Linked DNA regions of Mus musculus: region 1 is linked to region 2. Evidence: chromatin contacts called from ENCODE Hi-C data. All regions are on one chromosome and are shown on one strand. Each heading gives the region's core, a stretch centred on a gene start or an enhancer-like site at or near the end of the contact. The rest is flanking DNA. Distances are from core to core; before and after follow the strand shown. Region 1 holds the start of Nlrc5 (NLR family, CARD domain containing 5). Region 2 holds the start of 9330175E14Rik (RIKEN cDNA 9330175E14 gene).

The links. Hi-C counts contacts between places; a loop is a spot of excess contacts on that map.
Region 1: a loop to region 2 is called in a map of heart, with 1.8 times the contacts of the local background. The contact joins the promoter of Nlrc5 here to the promoter of 9330175E14Rik in region 2. A Hi-C loop is called at or near these places in 6 of 37 maps with a recorded cell type or tissue (Patski, T-helper 17 cell, heart and 2 more).

Annotation. Positions count from the first base shown.
Region 1 is chr8:94,468,874-94,475,376 of GRCm38, forward strand. Nlrc5 (NLR family, CARD domain containing 5) reads left to right here and starts at 3,890. Exons shown (of 49, transcript NM_001033207.3): 1 at 3,890-4,181; 2 at 5,112-5,171; 3 at 5,759-5,827. The coding sequence starts at 3,890.
Region 2 is chr8:94,431,479-94,438,004 of GRCm38, forward strand. It overlaps 9330175E14Rik (RIKEN cDNA 9330175E14 gene), which reads right to left and starts at 3,625. Exons shown (of 3, transcript NR_015514.2): 1 at 3,358-3,625; 2 at 2,749-2,998; 3 at 1,649-2,668. It also overlaps a transcript of Nlrc5 not described here.

The DNA of each region.
Region 1 (6,503 bases), core at 2,640-5,139, 38 kb after region 2:
ACATAAACATCTGTAACAATACTTTAACTAAGCATACCACCTGTCTAAGTACCCTTAAGGAGAGCTGAGTTTTTACTGGTTGTAACACCTGGCCAAGGACACTCAGGGAGAGTTGAGTGCTGTCACCTGTCTTAACTGGATTATGCAGACCTAACAACTTGTCCTTGGGGCCTGTTGAGTGTGAGAATGAAAATTATTGGCACAGAACATCTCGAAGAGCTTTGAGCTTCCACTCTACCTATTTATAGATGGTATGACTGAGGCACATACCTTGCCATGTCTTGCACAGCTTGGTCCTGGAAACCTGGGGCAGAGCAGGAATGAAGAAACAACAGATACACTCAGAAAAGTAGGGATCTGTTGGGTTGTGCTGGCTTAGATGGAGGGTGCCTACTGTGCTATCAGGAACTTGGCTATACTTATACTTCGTAGCATAGGGGTGGAGGGGTTAGCTGGGCAGGGAGGGGTCACTGTAAGGGAGCTGTCCCAGGCTATAAACATCCAGGAAAGGAAACTGTGGGCCCTGCATTTACACGTTTACACTCCCACCAGGGACAAAGGCTTTGTCGTTTCCATAAGTCTCAGGATTAGAGCTCTTCATCATAACCACACTCACACCAATGAGATATGGTCACCCAAGGCTTCATCTACTTCCCCACAACAGTCAGGGGAGAAACCAGCTCAAGGTCACACTAAGTATGTGTCAGCTAGGTTCTGCTGTGGTAACAAATAGCCCCCAAAGCAACATTTCCTGGCTTCCCTTTCCTGATGTTTGAATGGAAGGAAGCACTGGTCCACCTTGTCCTCTGGCCCAGACTCAGGCTAAAGGAGTAGCCATGACCTGAAGTGCATCAGGGGAGAAGAGATCAGAGTGAGTCACACATTGGCTCTGGAAACATCTGTACAAACGTGACCTATGTTGTTTTTAAATGTATTTCACCAGACAAAAGGAATCTCACAGCCACAGCTGAATGCAAGCGGACAGGGTCCTGTGATGCCATCAAGGGCCCAGAAGAAGGCAAGCTCGACATTTGTACGTGTCCCCAAGGCCCACCACGAAGAACTGGTAGTAAACTTGGCCTATAATCATCTCTTGGCTTTGGGCCATGGATCTTTTGCTGAAATCCTGTCCCCAAGGCTGTTTTTCAGAGAAGTCACCATGTCTATAATGACAAGGTACACCCTGTATCCCAGCAGTGGTTGTTTAACACCATGAGCTTGGTGTCTTATTCCAAGACCCTTATGGGGAAACCAAGATTCCACGATAGACTGAAGAGAGGATAAGGAGCCACACCAGTGTCACCTATCCAGACTGGTTTCAGACCCTGGGAAAAGGGACTGAGGTATGTGTTTTATATATTTTACATATCAAAGCAGACCTGGCCTCCAGGTTCTCCCAGCATCCCTCAGTCCCTACTTGGCATACCCTGCCCCCACCCTTGAACTTTCCAGCCCAGGGGCTCAGTTGCCCTTCCCCCTGGCTGCTTCTCCCTATACAATCCAGACATTTTGTGCTCTCTCTTCATCTTCTCTTTGCATATACATTTTCTCTCTTTCTCTCCCCTACCCCCATGGCAACTCTCTTAGCCTTGGGGCCAATGAATTCACCTGAGAGCAGCTTCCCAATAAACCTGCCTTTTAATATATTCTAATCTGGATTGAATTAGCTCATTTCACCAGTGGAGAAATAGCCTCTCACTGACCTCCTTTCATCTGTCCCCTGATGCCCCAAGTGATTCTTTTCCAGGGAATATGGCTGCCAGACAGCATAGCCCAGTAAGTGGATACAACCTTAGGGTTAAAATCACACAAAGCCTTTGTCTCATGCTACCTGAGGATCTAAGGCTTTGGAGTTTACTGACCTGGGAGCCAAGAAGTCATAGTTCTGATCCTAGCTCTGCCCATGACCTTGGGATTTGACCTTGGGCACTTCCATCTCTCTTCCTTGACCTGAGTCACTCACTCTCCAGGGACAGTGGTCCCAGCCTAAGGATCATGGACCTGAGCATATTGTGTGACTTATAATATAGACATATTCTGTGTCTATGCAGAGACAGCTGCTCGAAGTCTAGTGGAGGAGAGGGCCTGGAGGGAGCTGGGACATGAGCCTGGTCAGCACCCCGCCCCCACCACATGCACAGGTTACACAATCAATGTAACAAGGCCAGCTAGCTCATGGGTGAGGGAGCCTCCCACTCTCTAGAGTTAGAGATGATATTTCTGCAGATGTGAGGATTGGCTAGCCTATAGTACACCCAGAGAGTACCATGCCTAACACAGTGTATATTTTCTAAGTATTGCCACTGTTGATAGAGAAATATATTGAAAAACACCTTATTCCAGCGTACATAGACCACCATTTAATTAACCCATCCCAACTGTTGGCTATTTGTGTTGCTTCTGGTTTTTAATTATTATAAATAATTGTGCCAGGAACACTTTCAAAACTGTTCATGAACAGTACAAAAAAAAGTTGCACAGCCACGGTAGCTTCCTGCTGCCTATGGAGTTACTAGCTCACAAATATCAGTTATTATTTTAGGCTTCTGCTTTGTAAATGCCCTGTGCCTTCTGTTGGAACTCTTCCCAGCAGGCTTTTGGTGAGTTTCAGTCTAGAGGGGGAGACTGGAGAGATGGTTCAGCAGTTAAGAGTTCTTGTTGCTTGTCTAGAGGCCCCAGGTTTAGATCCAAGCCCCCACATCAGATGGCTCAGAACTGCTTTGGAACTTCAGCTCCAGAGAATCCAGTGACCTCTTCTGGCCTGTGCAGGTGCCTACCAGTATGTGGCATTCAGTCACACAGACACAGACTCATAAATAAAAATAAAAATAAAAATAAATCTTTGGGATGAGGTCAGCTTAAAGAGAAAAAGCAGATGTTTTGTGTTAGTTTAAGACTTCAGTTCACTCTAAGCAGAAATCCTTAAATGCATTTTGAACCAAATAGAAATGTATCTCTCCATCATATAGTGGAAGGCTAAAGTCATAGAGTCCAGGGAAGATAAGCACCTTTACCCACACATTTCTCAGCCCCAGCTTCTACCTCATGACCCAACATAGCTGCCCAAGGGCTAGCCATCCTGTTGACATTCCAGTCACCAGGAAGAAGCAAAGGAAGGCAGTTAACATTTGACTTGCATCCCACTGGCCAATCCTCCCATGATGCAGCTGCATCTAACTAGCTACATCTATTCTGGATGACCAGGGAATAGTTGGGAATTATACTACTAAGAAAGAAAGGAAGGACAATATTAGGGGATGGCTAGATGACTTTGTCCTGAAGTTAACCCAGACTGAAAGCAGCACATCTGGTCCGTGGAACAGCATCCTTAGAGACCCATATACTTTGATGAGCTGATAGTGCGTTCTGCTTAGCCAGAGTATAGTTAAGGATAAGAAGCAGGCCCATCTCTGAAGTTGATTGTGAGGAGATACATGGGAGAGGCAAAGTTACTTTTCTGTTGCTTTAATAGAATTCACTAACAATAGAGAAAGGAGTCCTTTGGCTCACAGCTCAAGGGTGCAGTCCATCACCTGGGAAGTCAATGTGACCACAGCTTGAAACATTGAATCCACTGTCAGGAAGCAGAGAGTGATAAATGCTAGTGCCCAGATCCCTTCCTTCACTTCATATGGTCCAGGATCCCCTGCCCAGGGAATTATGCTATCCACTGCCAAGATGGATCTTCCCATATCAATTATGTAGTGCAGATAATCCTCTACAAGTTCAGCCAGAGGCTCATCTCCCAGATGATTCTAGATTCGGTTGGCATTCGGCTAAGGGCACATAAACACACCCACCCCAAGGCCACTTACCCCAGCCTGCCTGCCCCCTACTCACCTACCCCCAGTTCACCTGTTTTCCTTCCTCTCTGCACGGCCAGCTTCTGATGGACGCTGAGAGCATCCGACTGAACAATGAAAACCTGTGGGCCTGGCTTGTGAGGCTGCTGAGCAAAAACCCAGAATGGCTGAGTGCCAAGCTTAGGTCCTTCCTCCCGACCATGGACCTGGACTGCAGCTATGAGCCCTCCAACCCTGAGGTCATCCACCGTCAGCTCAACAGGCTGTTCGCCCAAGGCATGGCCACCTGGAAGTCTTTCATCAATGATCTGTGCTTCGAGCTTGATGTACCTTTGGACATGGAGATACCACTAGTGAGCATCTGGGGCCCAAGAGATGGTAAGGGCTCAAACGGGAGGTTCAAGGCTGCCAGTACAGCCTTGTGGCCTGGAGAGCTCCAGAACCCACAGTGATCCATCTGGTCACACAGAGAGGACACACAGAGGACATACATTCCAAATGCCTTCAGTGACCAAACGGCTTCCTTCTGCAGGGCAGCCAGGAGACCACAGCCTCTACTAATAAGCAGGAAAGTTTGACTGCTCTGTTTGGCACTTTCTTGACCATAGGACTGAGGAGCAGCACAGGATGCTAAGGGACAAGGAGTCCTTAGATAAAAAGTGGGGACTCATCCATGAGCTCTACCAATGTAGAGGTGGGAGGAACATACTTATAAATACATGAGCAGACAGACAGCACACACATGCATGTGAACACGTACACACAGAGATTGATCCGTGTTGCAAGACGAGTCTGGTGAGTAGTCAACATCGCTGCCGACCTTGCGTGCTCACTCAGCTTCGCCCAGACGGCCAGGGGCATGACTGCCTGCCCCCCGGGGTCCAACAGCGCAATGACACCCGGGTCGCATTGGGGACAGTTCATCCAGTCCCCCGGGCCCCCTCCCCCGAGAGGTAGAGAGGCGACGGGGCTGGGGGTGACACTGCCCCATCCCCACCCCCAAGCCACCTTCCCTGCTGGGCCTTCCCAGCCATCCCGGAGCCGCCAGTCGCTGCGCACCACCAAGGTGAAAGTGCTGTGTGCAGACAAACATCCTCACTGTGTATATACATATACACTTCTGTCTATTGCTGCCTGCAGAGCGCACTGCCTGCTTCCCTGGCAGATGACTAGGCATCAGTTTTACATCCATGGAACCTCTGATTGTTCCCAGACAGACACCACTCAGAGCTACCCATGCACCCAATACCTTCAAGACACCGTATCCCACATCTTCTTCAATGGACTATGTCCTGCTCTGTTTTACAGAATTCTCTAAGCAGCTAGGGGCAGGAGAGGAGAGCTGCCCTGGACCTCAGCTGTACCATGGTGAGATTTGGGACTAGGGTTTGGGGTTCCAGCTGAGCTGCTCAGTCTTCACCTTACGCTAGTGGTGGTCAGTGACCACCATGTCTACCCTACACATGGACCAAGCCCCGTTTCATCCCTTCCTGTGACTTTCAAGGCCTGCCACACTGCCTTTAATACAGGGATATAATTTGGAGCCCCGGAAGAGACTGAGTATAGCTGGTCTCACCCCTCCAGATTCCTTGTCAGCTGTCACCTAGGGAGCCTGTTCTCATGACTCTGTCCCAACCTCATGGAACTGCAGGAAGGCAGGTATCATGTTGTGAATTTGTATATAGACAAGGACCAGTTGCAGGCTCAACTAAACAATTGGAAGCTTCAGTCTCACAGAACCTGTGCCTTCCCTAATAGGCATGGTGCTTAGGATGCCCTGCTGTGGGCCTGCTTAGAGCGTGGAGCTTACTGGTGAAACTATAGGAATAGCCTTCTCACAACCCTAGGGTGTCTCATACTTCTCTGCCTGGGCCCACCTGTGGAACAGAGCACCCCAAAGCTGTTGCCCTGGCCCACATTTTCTCCCTCGTGTCCTTACTTTTTTTTCTTTCCAGGTGCCAAACGTCCTTTTCAGAGCTATGGGTCCTCACCCCGTCGGAAGAACAGCAAGAAGCAGCAGCTCGGTGGGTTATGGAAGTAGGAACCCCAGCCTAGGATAAGGTTGCCCTGAGGTTGATCACAGATTCTGGTGGGCTGAAAAGGCCCAGCAGCTTGTTCTCCAAGACTCCAAGAGAGAAAGACTGTAGGTCCTGAATGAGCAGTGGAGATGGGCTATTTCAAGGGCAGATTTGTCATCTAGGCTCTTCCAAACTGTCCTCAAGCTTGTGGGAGCATGAGGGTAGTAACCGATGTGACCTCAGACCTGGGTCTCGGGGCATGCTGCGAATGAGAGAGGATGGAGGAGATGGAGGTGTCTTGGAGAACTTCCAGGCAGGAAGGCCATGGGGACACAGGGCACTGAAGCTAGGCTATAGGGAAGGGGAGAGATAAAGCAGCCTTCATCCCTGACCTGTGGTTAGCAATAGTCCTTAACCCAGCTCTCACATGCACACACACTCCACTAGGCATGGGCATAACCAGAAAATTCACGCCTGTCCAGAATAAACCACGACCTCAGTCCTTTCTGGGGAAGGGGTCAGGGCCGAGTCTTCCCAATGACCTAGGAAGGAAGAAATAAAACATTTGGCATAACAAGAGCTCAGTTCCCATGGTTTGATTGACTGGTCCAAAGCCTGCAATTTGTTGGTGCTTCCTCTCGAGGCAAGGATGCCCTTGCCTTTGCCATGTTAGAGCCAATTC
Region 2 (6,526 bases), core at 2,375-4,874:
GCAAACAGTGCTTCCCCCAGCCAGGGCTCTGAGCAGTACATCTTCTCATCTCTGGTCCGTAGGCTGCTGGTCTGTAGGCTGCTGGTTTATTAGGCCTTAGGTAAAGGGGACTTTTTTTCCCAAATGAAGGACCCTTTCTACCTCCTTGGGGTGTGGGGATCCACTTGTCTTACAGTCACCTAATATTTCCATCTGTAAGTGTAAGGTTAAAGGTTCGAGCCCACTTCCAGGTTTGAAAACCTATCAAAACCCGCCAATCCCTGATCTTGAAATCCCACCAATCCCTGAGCTTGTCTTGAAATCCCACCAATCCCTGAGCTTGACTTGAAATCTCACCAATCCATGCCTTGGAAATCTCCTGTGGACACACACACACACACACACACACACACACACATACACACACAAAGAGGTCTCCTGTTCAGTTCCCTGTATTGTTGCTGCTTACCTGAGCAATAGCAGATACCCTCTTGCATGAGGTTTGTTACACAAACCTAACTGCCAAGGAATATCTTAGCCTTAAGAGCAGCAACAGTTGCACTGGGGAAATGTTCCCCCTCAGAGCAGAGCTGTTCCATTGGGGAAGGCTTTTTCTTCAGAGCTGTAACACTTGCAGTAAGTTCCCAGTGAAGTGTACTCTGTCCAGGTCTCCGTCTGTTCACCCTTCTTCAATCTTCTGGCACTTTGGGCCAGTTCTCACACACAGGGACCCAGCTCTCCAAAGTGGATAATCATGCAAGCCACCAAAGAAGAACCCTATGTACTTTAGCCAAGGGAACCTGGTATTCATGGTTTTCAAGCCATTGGTTGAGCTGCTATGAAAAGTCTTTCCCTGGGGAGATGTGAACAGCATCTATCTTCCCCTCCTAATTACAACCCAAAAGTCCGTTTCACCACAGTTCTCCCCGGGGAACCAGTGAGTTTATTGTACTTTCTTACTTACAGAGCACAGTGACCCCAAAGCAGCTACACTGGAAAGTCTCCACCCAGCATGGACGATGGCTTGATGGCTTCCCCAGAGCTGTATAGGTGGAGCCTTCCCCTCTAGTTCTCCCCAGCCTATATACTCTTGCCCTGTCTAGAGGCCTCATGCAATTAGGGCAGAATTGCACACAAGTGACTGGGAGGAGTGGCCAGAAACTCAGGAGAGGGTCTAATGTCCTAGTCTCATGAAGATGGCAGCATCTGAGCTCATAGGATACCTTCATAACACAGACCGAACACAGGGTAACTCTGGGGAAATGGTTCTCTCAGAACCCTTATTGGCAGGCCTGTTTCCACAACAGGCATGGAACTGGGTTTCCGATCCGGTGTTTCTCATTGCCATTATTGTGTGACCTTGACATCTCTGGATGAGACATCTAATGAGATGTTAACCTCTGCCTGGATCCTTCATGGGGCTGTGTGGGTTTAAGTACATCTAAATATGGCCCGTGCTTGTCTTTCTGGGTGGTGGCTACTTGTCTGTGTCCACTGAAAGCCCTCTGTCAGCAGGGAAGGATGTAGGTCCAGCAACACATAATGGTTGGGAGAATATGGGGTGAGCCTTACTGTTGGGCTGTAACTCTTCTCACACTAACAGATGACAGCCCACCATGTACCACAGGCTGGGACTCCACCATGTGACAATAGGAAACGGAGGCTGGCTAAAAACAAGGCATCTATTTGTAAGAGGCGAGCCAGGTAAGGTTGGGAAAGCTAAGAGTCACACATAAGTAATCAGTCAAAATAATAATGACTCCCCCCCACACACACTCTTGCCTGTCAAGAACTTTCTAGATTTCCGGCTCGGTCCCGGGAGGGAGGAGGTTAGAAGGTCACAGGAATTTGAGATCCAAAGAAGGGGACTAACGTAGAAGGATTTCTTAAGAGTTTTGGGCACACAGCACATCTGCTCTAACTTCTTCTGAAGGAATTGGAAGGTGCTCCTTCTCTGGTCCTCAGGACAGATGACAGAACTGAAACTCAGAGTCAAGACTTTTGTCTAGGGCAGTGTTTCTCAATCTGGGGGACCCAACCTCTGCCAAGTCAAATGATTTCATTATGATTCGTAACAGTAGCAAAATTACAGCTATGAAGTAGCAACGAGAATAATGTTATGGTTGGGGGTCAGCACAGCGTGAGGCTGCAGTATTAAAGGGTCCCAGCATTAGGAAGGCTGAGAACCACTGGCCTAAGGTGATGTAGCCAGCACTTAAGAGGAGGACTTGAGCCTGAGGTTTGGGGGTCATGGGTGTGCTGATGACCCTGCCCTACAGTGCTAATGCACTGTCTCCCCATTCCTCCCCCAGAGCATTCTGGGAAAGTTGCTTCACTGTGGGATGTCACAGAAACCATCCTCAGGAGGAGCCTGGCCTCCTGTTCTGGGACAAAGACAAGAGGCAGGGCAGGTTGTAGAACTTGGAACAGAGACAGGAACTTTCCAGGGCTGACGCTGGCCCTGTAGTCCTTTTCTTACCGCCCACCTCTTTCCATCCCTTATCCCTGCACCAAGCTTTCTTCTGTAGCCTAGGCAACCCTTGCACCCAGGGACCAGCAGAGACACACCTGGAGGCCGCGCTTGTCCAGGTCAGGTCTCAGGTGATGAGCCGCTGTCGCCACTGGACCCTGGACCCAACTCCACGAAGTTTTGCTCAGTGGCTCCTCCTGCCTTCATCCTACATCGTCTCTGGGAAGTGTAGAAAGAAGGGTTGTGCGGGTCCTGCTGCGCTCTGGCCCCACCCACTTCCTGGCAGATGCCCACCTTACCCAGTCTCAGTAGTCAGAGAGGCATGTCCCGCTGCGATCTCCAAGCCGCGGCGGGTTCCGGGCACGCTACTCGCGCGCCCTGGGGCTGGCACTTTGAATCCACGTGATTTCTCGGCAGCGGCAGTAGAGTCTATGAACTAGCGAACAGCGCCCGCTCAGTGGCCACTTTCAGTTTCCACAGAGCGCGGTGGAGAGGGAGCTGAACTGGTGAGTTACCTGCCCAAGCCGGGGCGCGGAGGGAGATCTGTGCCTAGAGAGAGGAGGGGGTGTCAGGGGCTAGGTGGATAGACAAACGGACTGAGGGGCCCGGGTGGGTTGGGGTACTGGTGGCTTAGCAAAATGCAGTCGGACACTGTAATTTGGGGACCACAGAAATTGGAGGGAGTGGCTCAGTTTGGGAAAAAACTTTGTATGTCTGTGCGCCCCCTCTCCTGGTGCCTGCCACACTTGTCATCCCCCACCCCCAACCATACTTTCTTCTTGTTTTTTTTTTTTTCTTTTCAATGCCTTTGCTTTAATAATAATCCAGAAGCCGCCCTGTTTGCTACATATAATTCTGAATTTTCAGCCAAAACAACAAAACAAACAAACAAACAAACAAAACCCCACCTTTTATTAGACAGATAGAATTTGGCTGAACCGTAGCAACTTGCTGTTCTATAGAGGAAAGCTGCGTTCTCTAAGAGTTGCCAACCTCAGGTCGGTGGCTTCTGGCTACCAACATTGTGTTGGAACAAATACTAGATATTAAGGAATGTACAAAAAGACAGGGATCTTTAAAAACAAAAACAAAAACAAAACAGAATATTGTGTTTTAAAAGAGAACGATGTTTCTTGAATGTCCATCACCTGTATTTCTAATGATCATTGAAACTTTCCAGTCACAAGGGTAAGCCTGGGCAGCCTTTTGTCCCTGGCCTACCACAATGCCACGTGGGGTTTAAACCATTTTTTTTCCACTCAGAAAAGCTGAGCTGGGAGCTCTGGGAGGTTCCTGGAGAATTCTGGGTCTTCAGTACTATTGGTATATATTGTCAGGATTCTTCTGAAAAGGGCGGGAGGGGCTTCATACAGAAAAGGTATTTTGAAAATTGACCTTCATGATTGGGGGAAAAGGCTAGAAAATGACCAAAGGTGGGTGTAGCTGAGCCATACCTGCAGCTTTCTCTTCCTGAATCGCTTTCTTGCAAAGAAAGGAAACCCGGAAACCTGCCAGGTTCCCTCTGGGATGTAGCTCAGAGACAGGGCAGACCCTGGTTTGAGTCCCCGGCGCCACAAAAATAAGGCACCAGGCCTGAGCTCCCACCAGAGAACAGAGTGGGCGGGAGTGACTGGAAGTTCATAAGGCCCCTCATGGTGTACTGTCCACAGACCAGCACCAGCAATTATGCCTTGCCTGCCCTGCCTCCAGGACCAGCGCCCATCTGTCTTGGAATAGGACCTCTGGGTGCTCTCAATACTGTGCATCATGACCATGAGTTACGATTTCAGATCTTGGAAGGTTGGTTCCCCATCTATAGTACAGACATTATGTTCAAAATTTATCTCCTGAATCGAGTGAGACGAAATAGAAACAATGCCTCGGCCACAAGTGTGAGGAGCCTGGGGTCCTGATGGGACAAATGCCGAAGCTAAGGGAACGCCTTAGTGCCTTAGTCTGCTTAGTCCGGTCTGCCCAGAAAGCACAGGTTGGCCTGATCTCAGAAGCTAAGTATGCTTAGGCCTAGTAAGCACTTGGTTGGGAAAGTCTGCCTAGACCTGTTCCCGGACCAGCCCGAGGATAGCAGTACCTGGTCAATGTCTATGTGCTCTCTCTCTCTCTCTCTCTCTCTCTCTCTCTCTCTCTCTCTCTCTCTCTCTCTCTCTTTCTCTCTTCCCTCTAGAAAGAGTTCAACAAAACTCTGTAGATTCTCTTCTCCCATATTTTGTGCTGTGTGTTGGGTAAAGAAGACATCCCCACTGCCTCTGAACGTGACCTTATTTGGACACAGGGTGACTGCAGACACTTAAGATGAGGTTGTAGGGTGGGCCCAGTAAGACTTCTGCCCACTAATAGAGGCGATCAGCATATCCACATAGATACCTCAGGAAGGCGGCCATCTTGGGGAGGCAGAGACTGCAACTACAAGCTGAAAGACAAAAATCCCAGCAACCAAAGTGTCCCAATCGGAAAGAGGAAGGCCCCTTTACTAGCATCCTCAGAGGATGCAGACTGCAGAGAATAAAAAAATAAAAAGCCATTTCTGCCAGCGCTTGATGGAACTTTTGTTTTTTTAACCACATCTGATACATCATCCCAGCATCTCTCCTCTACCACCAGCAGAGAATTGTGGCAAAAGAGATGCAAACACTTAAGTGTTGGGGGAAGGCACGGCTGAGAGGGCAAGAGATCTGCCTAGCTTCAGAAGATTCTGGGTTCTATCCTTACTACAGAAGACAAGCAAAAACCTCTTTGTAGGTGTTCTCAGGATGCAAAGCATCGTCTCTCTTCACCAAATATGTTTCTGTGAGTGTAGTTGATAGCCTTTAATGCTAGCACTTGGGAGGCAGAGGCAGGTGGATTTGGGAGTTCGAGGCCAGCCTGATCAACAGAGTGAGTTCCAGGACAACCAGGGCTACACAGAGAAACTCTGTCTCGAAAAAACCAAAAAAAAAAAAAAAAAAAAAAACAACCCAAAAACAAAACAAACAAACTCCTGTTTCTGGGTCCCTGAAAGTGGGTAGAGGCAGCATGACCCCCATTCTTTTCTTTAGGAGAGCCTTGAGTCTTCCATTCTGTGGATCTCGGAGATGTGGGTAGCAGGCTTTGTGATTCTGGTCACCTGTGACTTCGGATTCTTCCCTTTCTCTGTCACTGCCTCAAATCATAGCATAGACACACCCATTGCTCCAGATTGCTCGATCTTCCTGATGACCTCATATGGTGCTCCTCCTAACTCTAACTCAGAGAGGCACTGGCCACCCTCTGACTGACTCACCCATGACTCTTGTTGAAGGGTAATTACAAGAAGCTGATATGCAGAGACCCTCTAGCACTAGGTTTTTCCATGTGTTTGTTACCATATTTTAATGAACTCAGATATGTTTTTTAAAAAGTCACTTGTTAAACTAAATAATATGTATGATGCTAAAATAAAACCAAAGCTCAGGTGTGGTGCCATATACCCAGTATATATAGGTGGTTGAGGCGATGAGAGTTGGAACATAGTTGGTCTCAGAACCTAGGTACTGAGACCCTGTCTCCAGCATTTTTTTTAATCAATTACTTAATTAAGTAACAAATACATCTATAGAGTAAAAAATCCAGTCACTCAGATGCTATCTGTGAAGACAAGCAAGAACAAGCAGTGTGATTGGGTTTCTGTATCTTATTCCAGTGTCTCTCTCAGACTTTACAGACAAGAGTATCCAGTGTTTTCCCCTACACAATCAGCCTCAGCTAAATAGACTTTAGATCATACACATACAAATATACAGACGTACATATGTGCTTCCATGACCATATACATGCACACACATGTGTATTCTCTCTCTCATGATGAGAGTGTACTGCATAGAGTGTGGACAGGTTTTTTTTTATTTAATGCAATAAATAATCTTTTATTTTTCTCTCTATATTTATTATTTTGGTGCTGGAGATCAAACACAGGGCCTTGGGCATACCTAGTGAGCGCTTTTCCACTGAACCATGTCTTCAGCCCTCTTTATGGTTGTATATTCTCTGTGTGTAGAAAAACCTACTTATGCAAGTATATTCTGTACTTTGACCATATATATA